2 separate regions of the Homo sapiens genome follow, and region 1 is linked to region 2. A link is a contact called in ENCODE Hi-C or POLR2A ChIA-PET data. All regions are on one chromosome and are shown on one strand. Each heading gives the region's core, a stretch centred on a gene start or an enhancer-like site at or near the end of the contact. The rest is flanking DNA. Distances are from core to core; before and after follow the strand shown. Region 1 overlaps ARID1B (AT-rich interaction domain 1B). Region 2 overlaps ARID1B (AT-rich interaction domain 1B).

Region 1 (5,514 bases), core at 3,006-5,505, 35 kb after region 2:
TTACAATCACTTTTGTGGCTGTGCCCCACAGCTCTACACTCTGGCAAATGAGAGTATCGTAAATTAAGCCTTTGCCCTTTTTTCCCTCTGTGAATTGCATATTTGTTTCACACTCGCAAATTGCTGTAGAAGCCAGATAGATGAGCACTTTAAAAGATTACAACAATGGAAAATGTGTTTTGGGAATGAAGTGCCTCAAAACAAGTACTGTAAGAGGTATTCTTTTTCATATAATGCTAAACACTTCTGCAAACCCTTAAGAATTTTATTTTAGAAGTATCGGGTAGCTTTTCTGTTACAGGAAGCAGAGGGTTTATATCATTGTTTTTGTAAAGTCAACTCTTGCTGGGAGTTAAGATATAAACATATGACACATGTGTATATATGTGCAGCGTGCGCATATGTGTGTGTGTAAGCTTAGCCTTCCTGTGTTTTAGACTAGTGATCTTTCACATACAGCAGGAAAGCTAAGAGTCAACTCATTCATGATATTGGGAGAAAAGCAAAGCAAAAACTGCAACAAAATCTCAAACCCTTTCTGCAGCAGCAGATGGCAAACAGTGATCAGAGGAGAAGGACCCTTCCAGCATTAGAAGATTTCCAAAGGCTGTTCCAGTAGGGGCTGTGGGCTTCTGGGAGCCCAGATGCCCCCTGATGGTATATTTGAGTTGTGAGGTGGAGGCCAGGTGGCAAGAGACTGCAGGCCAATGTCAATGAAAAGCCTGGGAGGAAAAAGAGATTTCTGGGAGAGGGAGACATCTTAGTGTGAGCAAATGACCAGTCGTTTAGTAGAGCGGGTCAAAGGAAAAGAAGGATGTGATAAGAGAGAGAAGGGAGGAGCTAGAAAATGGAATGCTGGTAGTGAAAGGAGAGAGAAAGAAAAATAGCGAGAATGTTTCATGATTGTGTTAGAGGCAAAAGCTTACTACAAGGCATTTCTAAGATAGTAGATAAGATGATGTAGTGTTTAAAGTGTCAAACTTAAGGCTCTTTATAGAGTAGGAAACAGTTATTTAGATTTATTGTGTAAGTTTTGCATAAGACAAATGCACATCAGCCAGGCACAGTGGCTCACGCCTGTAATCCCAGCACTTTGGGAGGCCGAGGCTGGCAGATTAGCTGAGGTCAAGGAGTTCGAGAACAGCCTGGACAACATGGCGAAACCCCGTCTCTACTAAAAATACAAAGATTAGCTGGGCGTGGTGGCGCATGCCTGTAATCCCAGCTACTTGGGAGGCTGAGGCAAGAGTTTCAGTTGAACCCCGGGAGGCGGAGGTTTCAGTGAGCCAAGATCGTGCAACTGCACTCCAGCCTGGGCCACGGAGCGAGACTCTGTCTCAAAAAAAAAAAAAAAAAAAAAAAAAGAAAAGAAAAGAAAAACACACATTGATGGCTTTTGGTGGATGTTAGTTATTAAGCTTTTAGTATTTTTAAAAATCCTTGTTAGTTTTGTATAGCGAACAGAAATTTTAAATTGAAAACTGCATAGTCATTTTTTCGTGTTTCTTGTGTAATCCATGTTCTCAGACTAGCATAATTTATAAGCACTTTTGTGGCTGTAAAGTAGAGAAAAAGGCTAAAGAGAAGGGTTTAGAATTCTGTACTGGTCTTGTTAGCTTGATAGTAGAGGTTAGAAGGGTATTTAAAATGCACTGACAGTGACAGCGTGTTGCCTGGGGCCTGCAGGAGTTTCGAGAGAGCCCTGCCAGGTGAGTTGGCTCAAGTTAGGTCTTCTCCTTCTCCCTGGGTGGGGCCTGCATGGCTGGGAACAGCCTCTCTGGGAGCCACTCTTGGAACCTGAGAAAGCTGATTTCTGTTAATTACGGCTCACTCAGGCAGTCACAATTTGGTACTAGGAGAGCCAGAAGTTGCTTTTCTGGACCCAAATAGGGTTTAGTATATGGTATTTGAAATTTTAGATGTACCAGATTTGAAATTCTGGCATGTTGTATTTGAAGAAATTGCATAATTTCTACTAGTTTTTGTTTTCAAAGCTTTGGAAAATAGACTCCTGCTTATACTGTTTTAAAAATATATGTATGTATACAATGTATGCACACATCTATGTATATATATAGTGTCACATGTAATACCTTTAGGTTCTCTCTAAATGTCTGCACAAATGGCATATTGTCTTCGGTTTTGCATCATTCCTTCTCAGAGCCTGAGGACTGCACGGGTTCCCATACCTCAATACTGGGCTACTTTCAACACCTGTGGTTGGAATTTTAGTCTTTAGTGATACATACTGGTGGATCTCCAGTGTTCCTGTCCCCATTGTGGGGAAGTAGTTATAGCAATAATTCCAAATGGTAGATATTCCTTAAAAATTGCCTCACGGTTTGGGGCTACAGTATTCGATTTGGGGTGGCGGCAAGTTTAACTTCCTCCCCATGGCTTATTTGGGTTAATAAGGCGAAGATGTGTTCTTGACTAATGTGAGGAGGCATCCTGAAGGCTAGTGTAGCATTGGGGGAAGCCCTAATGCTTAAGTATGCACAGTTGATATTTGAGAACTAGAACTCATTTACTTGGGTAGTAACATACATACTTCTGCTTTAAAATAAAATGTACTAATTTATTTCAGAGTCAAGCAATCATACAGCCAGTATTTTTTTAAGCATCTGCTGTATGCCTAGCATGGCCCTGGGAATTAATAAAATTCTGCCCCATCACTGCTCATCCTGTCCTGAATGATTCCTCTTTCACTTGTGTGTGCCTTTCTTCCCCAGCTGGGTTGCAGCTGTTCAACAGATCTTACTCTCGTTTCTCTTCTCTGCTAGTTGAAAGGGAGTCCTCCCTCTCAGCCTTGGTCCCGGTGGAGCAGCAATTCCCATGTTCTGGGACCCATTTCCGCCCAGCTCCTCGGGCAGAGTTGGCCAGCCTGCCTCTCTGCTGTGCTTCTTTGATGCCACTCAGAATCTCCCTGTTTGCCCATGGGCTCCCTCTCTTCTGCTAGGGGCTGTTTCTGTTCAGAGATTCTGTCTTATTCATATTTGTACCATCTACAGGGCCTGGGATGATTCTGTGGACACCTAATCATTGCACAATAAAGTATCAGTCAACACATGTGAATAATGGAAAATATAGAGGTGTTTGAAATCCATTTGGGAAAACAAAGCGTAGCTACAGATACCAACTATAAGGGTGCCTTGCCTTGCCTTTTTCTTTCATTGCTGTGGTCTCTTTCAATCAGGAGACCAGAAATATAGCACGGTTCCCATCACACACTGGCCACATACTCTTAGACATTTTTCTGTGAAAGGATACTGATTCTATACTTTTTCGTAGGATTGTTATGGAGGTAAATGAGATCGTCTGTGTGAAAATAGTTTAAAACGTTTAAAAGTGCTTTGTATAACGTCTTGCTATTGTCGTGAGTGCTAGTTTTGGGTGAGGGAAGGTGATATCAGTGACAACATTTTATAATGAGGTCTGTTCGGTAGTTATTTTGTAAATCATTTTGTAGTACACAGAGCTGATTAGCTTTATACTGTATTTTTGTGGCTAGGGGCTTTTATGTTGAGGCCTCAGGATAGAGAACAAAGTAAGGTTATGATAAAATCTTACACGGGGAACCCGAAAAGAGGGAGAGTTCGCTGTCTTAATTTCTGCATTTTCTAAGGGTAGAGCCTGAATTAACGCAACTGCCTTAGGTTTCTTCTGGCCTCCCTGGGAGTTATAGTCAAGGAGTGTTTGTGAGGCGCCTTTAGGCTCCCCATACCGACAGCATCTTACTTCGGGGCTCTCTCCCTGCATCAAATCTTCCTCGTCAGCTTGCAGATTCTCAATTATATGTTAACCGTCTTTATTCTTGGTAGCATTATTGTAAATTTGGGGTAGTAGTTATAATTTCTTCTAATTGTTTCTCCCAGAGCTATTGTTTGCCTAATATTCATATAAACCTGGCAAAGAGTTCATTGCTAGGGGGATTCCCAAGTTACTCCAGGGACTTGGTGATCTGAGAGCTCCCACAGTTGGGGTCCTCCACTCTGGACAAATAGATTGCCTTGTCTTCGTGACAATTTACTTTTCTTCTTTGGGGATCTGTGTGGAAAGTTAAAATAAGTCATAGCCCTTCCTCTCCTTGCTTTTCTTTACTTTTCTGAGCTTTACTTCCTTCTCCTCTGGACGTGCTGCCTCTGAACGCCATGTCTTCCATGCTTTCCTCTCCAGCGTGAGCCTGACACACATCAGCCCCAGCACTCGGCCCACGCTCCCCACAGCATGATCTCACTCTCCGATCCTCACCTCGGGACTGTCACCTCGTCTCACTCCAGCCCCATCTCTTCACCTTTCCTTGCTTTGACTCTTGACTTCTTCTGAGAGTTGCCGGCTCCTCTGAGTGGCAGGTGCTGGAGGTGCTGGAGGTAAGCTGTTACCTGTTCTGCTGGTGTTTGCCTTCCTCCTGTGCAGGTGTTTCCTGTTAACCTGCCCTGGCAGTTCAGCCTACTCAGACCAGCAGTAAGTTCTCTTTCTCTGGCAATGGCATTTTGTATCAACAACAGCTGTAGGTCAGGGAAGAGGCATTTCAGGAGCCAGAATCGCGGGACCCTCATTTATTCTGATAAAGTATCACTTGGAACTGTTTTCTTTGAGATTCTCTGGGAAAAAAAATATCGTGCCCTAATGCAGTGTTTTCTAAACTGCTGATTATGACTCATTAATGGGAGCAAGAAAGTAATGTATTAGACTGCAACTAGAAATGTTTTTAATGGAAGGAATTTGATGTAAATAGTAGAAGATACAAATGTAGCACATACAGCAAGTGTCCTCTGTGTTCAAGGTTTTGACATAAAATATGTTTCTTCCTCCGAGTTGGCGTCAAAACATTTGACAGCCATTACTCTAATTAACTTTCAGTATTTTTTAAGCTCCTTTGATTCCCCTCTCCCTTTTTCCTTCTAATGATAATTTAAGAATTTTTTTTTTTTTTGTAGTTCAGATAAAGTAGATTTAGAACATGGTCTATTTTCAGGACAACCTGATGAAAAACTGAAACCATAGCTAAGTGATTTGCCAGTTGCACGGCAGGTCTTCTCTATTTCATGCAGGTCTTTGCCTCCTAAGCAGTGCGCCTTCCCAGTAAAGCTCCAGCAGATAAGGGTAAGGTGGCCACCTGGAGGGCCTTCTGTAGATGGGCGTTCCATCTGGGAGGATTAGGAGGTGTAAGGATGGAGTGCCCAAACTCCAGCAGTTGGTTTTTCCTGGATGCTGTGTGTGGGCTAATCATAGTCCGCTAAGGAGGTGGCTGCCATGTTTCTAGGATTATTAGGCTACCACTAGTTTGGGGAGTGAAGAGCAATGGAAAAAGGTTCTGAGATTCAGGAACCACCGAATGCCCAGATACTAGTGTTGCTAATTCTTTTTTCTGGCAGTAAGAAATAGCTGTAGGTTTTAAATGATTGTGAGTGATTATTGAATGTAGTAGCCCTGGTCAGAAAATATTATCATTTCCCCCCAGTTCCTTATACCTTGTCTTGAGCTCGGGGAAGTCCTTCCGGACTACAGTGT
Region 2 (5,366 bases), core at 924-3,423:
GCGGTGGTGGGGAGAGGATTGGGCCATCTTGTTGGCAGACCCTAACATGCTGCTATCTCCCCCTCCCCAGTAACTAACTCATCGTTGACTCTCAGAGGAGAAGTCAGGGTGTCTGGAGAGCTGGAGGCTGACTGGGGGACGGGCCTGTTACGTGTTTTAACTGAGTCCCCGTTTTCCATGGACTCGCCTGCTGTGGCCCCTCCAGATGGCAAGTCCTCTTGACTTCCTACAGGACAGGTGGGGATTGGGAAGGGGGATCTCTGAATTGCTCCCTACAGATTGTTTACCCAGCCCCCCGCCACCCTCTGATTCCTGTCTTTGGGGTTCTGCACTTTAATTAGCTTGCTTCTTATCCTGTCACCTAGAACAGATTAAAACTTTAATTATCACTTGTCTTTCTGCTTTTCTCCTTCCAAAATTTTTTTGACCTTTCTTATCTGTTACCATCTCACCTCATGTTTTCTTTGCCCTTGTGGTATTTGTTTTTATTTCTTTACTGTCATTTTAATGGGGTCCCATGGAAGAGTAGAGAGAAACATGAGCATTTAATCTGTCTGTTTACCAGAAACCTCTGCAAAGGCATCTTTAATAAGCAGTTTTTTTTTTTAAACCAACCTGTTTTCTAATAGGTTTTAATACTGTGCTATCTGGTAATGTGCCAGAGTTTTCAGTGTCTCAAGGAATTGGTAGACTAAGAATAAACCTAAGAATAAATGAATTAAACAGCACAACTGGAGCGTCTCTGGCAGGGAACCTGGTCTGAGGAGGCCATGTAAGGGTGGGGTGGCCTTTGTTTAGATTCGCCAGGAAAAGCTTCAGGGAACTCAGGAAGTGCTGCTCAGGGGAAAGGGTCTCCCAGCTGTGTTTAGGACCCAGCGAATGGGAGATCTGAAGTGGGAAGGCCGGCCAGGCTCTCCCACCATCCAGAGGCAAAATGAGGTCTGGGTCTGTAGAGAACATCCCCAGTGAAGGGTAAGAGAGGAGAGTCCAGCTGAGATAGACGATGGGAAGGAAAGAGAGTTTTGGAGGTTTCTTGCAGATGAGAGCAGATATATTTTAATGAGGATGAAGATGATCCTAGTGTTGTAAATGTTAAGGATATCTTGAATGTGTTTACATTTGGTAGTTATTAACACACGTCTGCAGGTAAACATGATTTTTCTGGTTATCCTTTGCCTTTAGGAGAGAAAAAGAGGCAAGTTAAGTAAAGTATTTTAAGGTTATATTTAGTTCGAAAAGAAATTTCTGACTGTAGACCCGGCTCTCTGCAGATGTGGCTTGCTCTCCAGGAGTCACAGAACCCAACTCGACCTCCTCCCTGGAAGCCCACCAGAGAATCCAATAAATAAAACAGTCAGAGCAAGGGTGTTGTAATTGAGACCCCACCTACCTGGCCTTCCCCTTGCCCTGTCACTGGACAGGTGATACTAAGCATTCATATTTAGAATCGTGATGGAGACTTTGCCAGTCTTCAGTCCTCAAGGAAAGATGCAGTGGTGCTCATTTAAGGCAGAAAATATAACTAATGTCTGTGTTTCAGTGTAATTTTTAACAATAAAGAATGAAACGGGAAGAAATTTCCGATTAATACTTATGAACCCAGAAAATGAAGTTAGTCATTGTAGCATAATCCTTAGCTCCTCAGCCTTCAGTTGTACTGTTGCTGTATTTGAGCTTTATTGAAGAGAACAGCTTCACAGTATCTGTATGTGTGGCCCAGTGCCAAGACCAGTGTGAAACTAAAAACAACAACAGCAAACTGTTAGAGTAATTATAACAAAAGTCAAGTCTGTAGCCTTATGTGTCAGGAATAAAGAATAAGAGTTCAGTTTATTTGGCCAGTGTTTGGTGTTCACATTGCTGTTTATGTAACTCTACATATGGTCTTTCAAAGTGATCGTGCACTTCCAAAATGAAGTATCTACCCACTTTTATCAGCTTTCCCAAATGTTATCTTTTAATGTCTTCATCACGATTAGAACACCCATTAGTAATTAGGATAACTCAGGAAAAGGATCTTCCATGTGGACCACCATCCTGGCTGGAGGTTGTTATTCTTCTCTGTGCATTTTTGGTGCCCTGGATTTGGCCTGATCCTCAGGCCCCTTTAAGTTAAAAATACCCGGTGTGTGGTCTGCCAGCTGGCCCAAGGCCAGGCTTTTTATAGCCTTGTCTGGCCTGGGAATGGAGCTTAGCATGAGGGGAGGTGCCGGGGGGCCTTCTCTGGCTTGGTAGACCAGAAGTGTGGGGAGGCCCTGCTGCCTCGCTAAGTCTTAGCTCTGTCATCATAAATAAAAGACGAGTCATCTGATGGCAGTCCCTTTCTTCTCTGATATCTTTTGGTAAAATATTTGTTACAATAACCAAGGAGACAACTTTGAGTAAATTTCCCATTATTTTTGAAGCCTGTTGCCCCTTCTGCCAGGGAGAAACTTCACCGCCTGGGTCCATATACTTTCACTAATTAACTGAGCACCAGGTTCCTGGAGAAACATATTTATTAAATGTCAAAAATTTGGGGACATTTAGTCTTCATTTTTGGTCTTCTGTGTCCAGTGGCATTTTTCCTAAATTATGTCCAGCATTTCCTTGAGATTATGTATGCTATTTTTTATTCTAAATTGTTGCCTCGATTCTTCTGAAGGTACTCACGTGTTACCAGGGTTCTTCCCTCTCCTCCCCTGGGAGTACTTAGAAAACCATTTTTGTCTCCCTTCCTTCATGCCCTCTTCCCTGGAAGAGTTTTATATACTAAATCATAGGGTTAAAGTAATAAATGCCATTGATACCTTGCTTTGTTTTGTTATTAAACATTGGTAAGGAATTTGGTAAAGTGAGGGATAATGTTACAGAATTGTCATTACAAATAATTTTCAGGCTATACCCCACAGTCAGCCAACATGTGGGACCCGCTGCTAAGACTTAAAATATTAAATAGCAGAATGTTAATTAATTCATAGAGAGAAGCATCTGCATTTACGTAGTCTAAAAGAGTCAAAATTTAAACACCTCTTTGTGTAAATCGTTACAGTCTTTGCATGTTTTTCTGTCCCAGAGAGCAGACAATCACATTCATTTTCTCCTTCTTTTCTTGTTCATTACTAGATGGAAGGGGCAAAAGAAGAAAAAGACAAATATTTGGGTGCTTTTCTGTGCTGGGGAGGATAGCTTTTTTGGTTTTCTTTTGTTTTTAAAGCCCTTAAGGACCGTAGTTGGTAAGCCAATTGTCACAGTTTGGGTGGACCCTAAGGAGGGGAAGCCGTGTCATTGGCCCTGACACTGATTATTGAAGGACAATTGTTCACTTTCTCTCTCGGATTAAAAATGCATGAAAGCACCTTTTTGACACCGGGCTTTCTGAAACCCAGTGCTGTCTTTTTTTGTAATACTCCTGTGGATGTTTTTGCACAAAGTGGCACCTGTTAGAGCTGGAAGTGTTCTTGCACGGCTGTCTTTGATCTAGTAGCCCTGGACAACTTTAAGCACATAGTTACTAGATGCAGGCCCGCCCAGCCCCGGGAGAGCATATCTGGCTTGCACGTATTTAAGGTGATGTGCAGAAGAGAACTGGACCAATTGACAGGCTGCACTGTACACAATTACTGTGTTTCCCATTTGAATTATCACTTCATTTCTGAAAATGGAAAAGATGGGACGGAATGATAGGAAGTTTTGAGAATGCTACAATATATGATTAAATTGGAGACTCTTTTTGACTGGACAATATGAATCTGTATTTTTATTATTGCATTTTGGGTGATTTTGGACGCCAGTATTCTTATTTAGGATTGAATTCTCACATGAAATTGTGTAAATATTTTTCTTTTTGAGGACCTATTTCTAAAATTAAGCGGCTTTTTTGAATTTGTATTTTGAATTCCTAATTTTGTAGGCTATGCCACTTTTAAGACATAAGTGCCTAAAAGGATGAAAAGTAATAGAAAGTAGAATGGGGAAGTGGAAACACTGGAATCACCCCTTGCACTGAACGCATAGTAATTTTTAATGATCACAGAGTGGCTCTTCGTTGTAATTAGTGTAATTTCTCAAACAAGCATTTAATGTATAGGCAGTTTAAGCATTTTTTTCTTTCTGAAAATATGTTAGACTAATATTCTTTCAGAATTTCTTCTGGGAAGAAAGAATTGTCTATTTAAATTTTACTAAGGTTACCTTTTGAAGACCACTAACCTGGTTGAAGCAGTTAAACTTGCTATCCGTTCTTTGAAACCACATTGAGTGAGAAAATTAAAAAGGAAAATGGCTTAAATATTTTCCCCTTGACAGGAGAAATGATAAGTATTTACTGTAAAGTGTCCAGATAATGTAAAGGAATATGAAAGTCACAAAAATTCCCCCATCATCTTTCCACTCACAGATAACAAGTGGTTGTATGAAGGGAACGAGGTGCTTCATTAATCTTTGAACCTTGCGTATTTGTCCCGTATTTATTAACAGCATTGGGCAGTGTTTTTGAATGTTCTGTGTGGTTATATTATTTATTACCGTGGGGGAATGAGCCAGGTCTGGCTCTTTGAACACTGCTAATTTACATGAAGAAAATGTCCCCAAGGAGGAGACTTAACTAGGGAAAGACTCAGTTACCTTGGCCTCTCTCTGTGTGTGCCAGAGCCCCCCTGCAAGCACTAGGGGCTGCTTCTAGAAAGGGGACCCAGATCTTAAGACTTCGAGGAGGAAGATACCCTATTTGTTCTCCAAGACCATTCAGTCGTGAAGGGTTCAACTTGTTCCGGGTTATTTATTTAGCATTCTCTATTTTCTGCTTTGCTTTTGACACTCCAATGTTTAATTGTATATTTAGGAAATAACAATGAAGAGTACGTTTTTAAAAAGAAGAATGTTTTCTGGAAGGGATTTCCCCCCACTTTTGGACAGTGAGTTAGACTCCTTCTGAAGCCTCTGGATCTAGGTTATTACAGGGTTTGTCTTCTTGAAGCTGGAACTGTCCAACTGTTGTGCTATTTCAGACCTGGCCTGTCTTTCACTTTCAAGCTCCAGAAATAATTTATAGCTGTAGGGTGTCAGGAGTGGGTTTGAACTGGGCCTGCCCAACGTAACATGGAATTGTGCACAGATTGTTAAAATTACTATTTCTGCATTCAAATGACTAAGTACAGTAAACTTTTTACTGGCACAGTTAATTTATTTGAATATTTATTGGTCGAGTGCTTCACGTAGAAGACTAACATAATGAAAAAGCCCAGCACATACTCAGAGCTGATTTGGCTTTTTAAAAGATTCTAGGCTTGAATATAGCTAGCTAAATGGTCTTTAGCAAATTGACTGGCAGTAAATTGATCCCTGTGGACTGTGGCTTGAATCAGCCTCTCATTCTTTAAAGGTAT

What was found. A loop is a pair of places that touch in the nucleus more often than their neighbours do. ChIA-PET counts read pairs that join two places held with the same protein, here RNA polymerase II (POLR2A). Pooled maps may share reads with other maps.
Region 1: a loop to region 2 is called in a map of heart left ventricle, with 2.0 times the contacts of the local background. The contact joins two enhancer-like sites. A Hi-C loop is called at or near these places in 2 of 168 maps with a recorded cell type or tissue (heart left ventricle and heart right ventricle), 2 of 37 single-sample maps with no recorded cell type and 7 of 50 pooled maps. POLR2A ChIA-PET finds 5 or more read pairs at or near these places in 4 of 52 experiments (BJ, OCI-LY7, WTC11 and 1 more).

Annotation. Positions count from the first base shown.
Region 1 is chr6:156,879,401-156,884,914 of GRCh38, forward strand. All of the region lies in intron 2 of ARID1B (AT-rich interaction domain 1B), which reads left to right. Among named protein-coding and RNA genes, the nearest start is that of MIR4466, 100 kb to the left of the region's middle. RefSeq lists enhancers at 2,712-2,761, 2,772-2,841. Within about 2 kb of position 4,256, at least 9 of the 41 ENCODE cell types and tissues checked have a DNase peak (open chromatin) inside an H3K27ac peak, as active enhancers do; they include OCI-LY7 and heart right ventricle, where a contact is called at or near this core.
Region 2 is chr6:156,846,563-156,851,928 of GRCh38, forward strand. The region is part of intron 2 of ARID1B (AT-rich interaction domain 1B); the gene reads left to right. Among named protein-coding and RNA genes, the nearest start is that of MIR4466, 70 kb to the left of the region's middle. Within about 2 kb of position 2,174, at least 10 of the 41 ENCODE cell types and tissues checked have a DNase peak (open chromatin) inside an H3K27ac peak, as active enhancers do; they include OCI-LY7 and heart right ventricle, where a contact is called at or near this core.